Linked DNA regions of Homo sapiens: region 1 is linked to region 2. A link is an interaction called in ENCODE POLR2A ChIA-PET data of the cell type or tissue named here. Cell type or tissue: OCI-LY7. All regions are shown on one strand.

The links. Peaks named below come from ENCODE experiments on the same cell type or tissue, not always from the same donor. Only the 100,000 strongest peaks of a DNase experiment are listed, where the experiment ranks them.
Region 1: POLR2A ChIA-PET joins it to region 2 with 11 read pairs; 3 of 35 experiments call an interaction of 5 or more read pairs at or near these places.

Annotation. Positions count from the first base shown.
Region 1 is chr11:95,092,238-95,094,737 of GRCh38, reverse strand. The region is part of intron 1 of ENDOD1 (endonuclease domain containing 1); the gene reads right to left. Among named protein-coding and RNA genes, the nearest start is that of ENDOD1, 3.6 kb to the right of the region's middle. RefSeq lists a silencer at 1,519-1,813 and an enhancer at 1,519-1,813. In OCI-LY7, CTCF peaks have their summits at 1,372 and 1,571; DNase peaks (open chromatin) are centred at 997 and 1,587; H3K4me3 peaks cover 2,295 bases; H3K27ac peaks cover 2,329 bases.
Region 2 is chr11:94,594,319-94,596,818 of GRCh38, reverse strand. PIWIL4 (piwi like RNA-mediated gene silencing 4) reads right to left here. Exons shown (of 20, transcript NM_152431.3): 10 at 1,393-1,510. The region is part of intron 4 of PIWIL4-AS1 (PIWIL4 antisense RNA 1); the gene reads left to right. Among named protein-coding and RNA genes, the nearest start is that of PIWIL4, 28 kb to the right of the region's middle. In OCI-LY7, no CTCF peak of the experiment used is centred here; a DNase peak (open chromatin) is centred at 1,558; H3K4me3 peaks cover 657 bases; H3K27ac peaks cover 521 bases.

The DNA.
Region 1 (2,500 bases), 500 kb before region 2:
TATCTGTTCTCTGACACAATGAAAAGAAGGCTGAGGTTGGAACAAATTGAACAGTATTTCTGTTTCAGGTTGTATAAGCCATGGATGGAAATTAAAAATCAAGGACTTAATCAAGGTTCTAACTTGAAACAACCATTTGCATTTACTAAGATCTGAAGTAAGACCTCACTGTGCCCTCCAGGAAAATGTTTTTGCAGTTAACCAGAATATCCCCTTCATTCCAGAGTAAAGTGACACTTGAGCAACCTTTATGCAGCCAAGTAAGTGCTCCCACTTGTCCTATGACTGTCAGAAAATAGAAGTGGAGTAGAAATTAGAATTCTCACATAAAAGATGAAAATTAGAGTCCTAAGACCATTAGCGCAGTGGATCCATTGTGAGATCAAAGAATCTCCACAGTGTATCAGAAGAGTAATCAGTAATGAGTTCAAAAATAAGCTGTGTGACCCTAAAACACCTCAGTTAACCTCCCTTAGCCAGTTTCCTCCTTTCTACAATGAAGATAATATCTACCTCACAGTATTTTTTAAGATTGAACAAATATACACTATTGTTACTGAATATATAAATTATATATTATATAATTAATATGTATAATATATTAATTATATAATTTATATATTCAGTTCCTTCCATGTTTATAAAATGATAGAGCTTTATATGTTGGCTTCTGGCATAAATCAGCAATGCACTTTAGAAAGGTATCATTGGCATCTTATCTAAAAATTCTTCCATTAAGTGGAAAGGAGTCAACAAACTAAAAGGTTTGAGGCTTCCTGCACTAAACCAGAATCCAGTTCTCAGGTTTCTGGAGTCTTGACTAGAACTCCTCCAAACCATCTCCTGTAGGCAGAGCAGAGATCAAAATCATTTGGGATAGTTTCAAAGGCCAAAGCTAAGACTGATGGAGTGGCTGCAGAGCAGGGTTCCAGCTCTGCATAGGGAGCATGTTTGTAACAGTTGCTGCTGGCCAGCCCTGGTGCAAGCTTCTGAAACAGGAAGCGCCCCACTGAGAAAACTGAAGCAGAACATCTCACCTGCTCCTGCCTGATTGATCCTCCCAACATCAAATTATTTTATTCAACACTTATCGCGTGCTTTCTATAAGCTGGGCACTAGGAAAAGAATGAGTAAGATGCAATCATCATTCCTCAAGGGCTCAAGTTGGGGAGACAGATACATAAGCAGATAATTACAAAACAACATGGTAAGTATGAAAATAGAAAAACTATAAGAGCACTGAAGGGGTGAACCTAACTTGGGAGGTGGATACAGTTCAGGTGGGGAATTCTTTCTGGAGGAGGTGACACCTCAGCAGAGTCTTAAAGGATGGAGTAAGGGCAGGAAGTGAAGGATAAGATGGGGTCTGTGTAGAAAGGGAATTTGGGCAAAGGGAATCAGCATGAGCTAAGAAACAGACATCACAAACAGTCTGGTTTATGAGAGGAACTCCAGGCAGCTGGATAATGCTAGAACATAAAATATGAGGGTGGAGCATGGTGAGAAACTAGATTGGAGCTGGAGACAGGAGCTAGGCTATGGAGAGCCTGTAAACTGCATTCTGCAGTGTGAACTTTGTCCTGTAGGGGCTGGGCAGGCAACACTTTACAGATTTTCAGCACAAGAGTGACTAAGTTTCTGTGATCTTTGACTTAGGAGATTCTTTTCAAAGGGAAACTGCAGTGTGGACTCAAAAGCTGCCGAACTGGGCTTTGGGAATTCAGTGTCACTGCTGCCCTGCCTGACTCATCACTGGAGGCAAGCACTGAGTTCCTTTGGTCTCCTGCCTCTTCCTCCCCTGTGTGCGGGTCCTCTTGGTAACACTGACCTCATAAAAAGGTGATGTGGGTACAAGGAGACTCAGCATTATAAAATGCTTGGAAGCCGCCAAGGGTACACATTGAGCCCTGAGCATCTTTCTGCAGTGGGGATCTTGGCTGGGAGGCAGGGCCTCAGGGAGCAGGCAACAGTGGGGGCAGGTTTGCTGCAGTGCACTCCAGGCCCAGCTGCACCTCACACCTCCTCCTCCCTCCCTCTCTCCCAATACTCTCTGGATCCTGGCTGACTTGACTTGAGGTCGAGCGGGTGGATGTGGGAGGCCAGCCACCTTGCAGGGAAAAGCATCCTGCAGTGCTCAGCCACAGTGACCATTCTGACCTCTCAGCACAGCAGGAACTCAGGCCCCTTGTACTCTTCAGAACCGCTGTACATCTTACCTCTCAAGCTGCCATTTGTAACTATTTCCACCCTCCCTTCCCATCTTCTTTAATCTCCACAGTCCCCTTCCTCATTATCTCACCCAGGGTCTCCATGTTACCTGGTTCCCTGTACTTCTTTCTGTCAAACTATGCTCCTTTACGACTCACTCCTTCCCTAGCTGCATAAATGGCTCTGCCTCCCTAAGCCTTCCTTGGTGGCTCCTCCCCACCTGATCCCTCCCTTCCATGATTCCTTTTTATTCTGAGCAATTGAGTGCATTCATCTATTTGTATTAGTTTAC
Region 2 (2,500 bases):
ATTTTGCTTCAGATACCAACTGCCCAAGATGAGATGAGTGAGGCCATCATTGGTCAGGAAATGGGGTGAGGTGTGTGGTACTACTGAAAGGTGGCAGATAGATGCATCAGGAAGATTAATCCACAGTCACTATAAGGGAAACGAACCAGGAATTCCTTCTCAATTCGGCATAAGTCTGAGGGACGTCCAGGGTAAATGACGTAAAGTATATCCATGAAATTAAAAAACTATGAAAACACTAGCATGATAATAGAGATCATGTTTATCATATGGAAATGTTTGAGAAAAACCCTGAAGTGAAAAGAGCAAGCTACAAAACATGACGTACAGTATTATACCATTTCTCTTTTAAAAAATAGGATTATATGCGTTTGCAGAGTCTGAAAGAATATTACTAATATTAATTGAATTAATTATTAATTCAATTGTGATTCACTCATTTGTTAAATATTTACTGAGTAAACACACATACACACTCTTTTCTCTCTCCTTTCTTTGTGCTACGTAAGTTTCCAAATCCTCCATGAGCTAGTACTACTTTAAAAAAGATTTAAGAAAAAAAAAAAAAGACTGTTGATCAACAATATAGCCCAATAGGAATATAAAGCAAGCTACATACATAATTATAAATTTTCCAGTAAAAATGGAAAATTTTTACTTCCACCTTAAGAAAGTAAAAAAATGACAAGTGTGAAATTACGTTTTAAATATATGTTATTTAACCTATTTAACCCAATAGATTAAAAAACTGTCATTTCTAGATGTGTCACTAGCCACATTTCAAGTGCGCAGCAGCCACCCTAGATAGTCCAGTTTTAGAGGGTCAGAAAGGAAAACCAAGGAGAAGCTCAATTTTCCAATCACATGTTATAGCAAACTGTCATAAATAAGAACGGAAACATAGTCTGATAATCAGATGGGCAGAACCAGATGGCACAAAGGTATATCTCAAATTTAAAAGGCACATAGTGGGGTTTTCCTAAAGTTCAGTCTGCTGAGGCCATTGTAGTAAGAGCTGAGCATTCCTGACCCTTAATACTGGGGGCCTGGTGTTTTTCTGGTTGCTTTGTTTGCTTGAAGGTTGTTGTTATTGTTTAGATTATAACCTTTTTCTTTATTCAACATTTTATCCAGACTTCAATGTATGAAATAGATGAAAGCAGGGCATGGAGGTAAAGCAAGTGTTATTCCTATCAGCATGGCCTCCAACTCCCTTCAACCCCTTAGTCCTGAGACATCTCAGATGAAGGGCTGTGGACAGCACAATTCAAAAGCTCCTTGCTCTGAATCAATATGAATGACACATTTCCTTCAAGGAATATATCAGTGTTACATAGGCCATCTAATACTAAAAACTCAGCCCCAGGAAGGATGCATGCGGTGATCCAGTACCTCTGGATGTTGTCCACAAGCCTGGCCAGGCGCTGCTGCCGGCCTGAAGGACTGAGACGTGTCTTTTCAGCCACAGCCTTCATCAGCTGGAAATCAGATGTTGCCTGGTCAGTCAGCCCTATTAAATGCAAATGAAGACAAAGTGAGAAAATGAACATAAGCAACTCAGCCCATCAAAGGCCCAGTTTAAACCTTTCCACTTGAATGCATTCACCATCTGTATAGCACATCCAATAGAAATGAAAACCACGTATGTCATTTTAAGTTTTCTGGTAGCCACATTAAGAAAAGGCAAAAAAGAAACAGACGAAATTACTTTGAATAGTGTATATTATTTAGCCCAGTATATCCAACATATTATCATTCCAACATGCAATCAACATAAAACATTTATTGTTGAGGTAGTTTCCTTCTTTTTTTTCATACTAAGCCTTTCAAATCTGGGCTGTGTTTTACACCTAAAGCACACCTCCTCTCAGTCTTTTAGTAGAGCTAGTCCCAATTCAAGTGTTCAAAAACTCATGTGCTACTGGCTACTGTATTGGGTCCTGCAGACCTACAATATCAGAACACCATTAAGAATGAGCACCCCTTAGGCCGGGCGCTGTGGCTCATGCCTGTAATCCCAGCGCTTTGGGAGGCCGAGGCGGGTGGATCACCTGAGGTTGGGAGTTTGAGACCAGCCTGACCAACATGGAGAAACCCCGTCTCTACTAAAAATACAAAACTAGCCAGGCGTGGCAGTGCTTGCTTGTAATCCCAGCTACTCGGGAGGCAGAGGCAGGAAAATCGCTTGAACCCGGGAGGCAGAGGTTGCAGTGAGCCAAGATCGCACCATTGCACTCCAGCCTGGGCAACAAGAGTGAAACTCCATCTCAAAAAAAATAAAAAGAATGAACACCCTTCCCTTCAAGGATTATATCCTCATTAATTTTTCTTTCTTTCTTTTCCTTTTTTTTTGGAGACAGAGTCTTGCTCTGTCACTCAGGCTGGAGTGCACTGGCGTGATCGCGGCTCACTGCAACCTCCGCCTCTTGGGTTCAAGTGATTCTTCTGCCTCAGCCTCCTGAGTAGCTGGGGTTACAGACGCGTGCCACCGGGCCCAGCT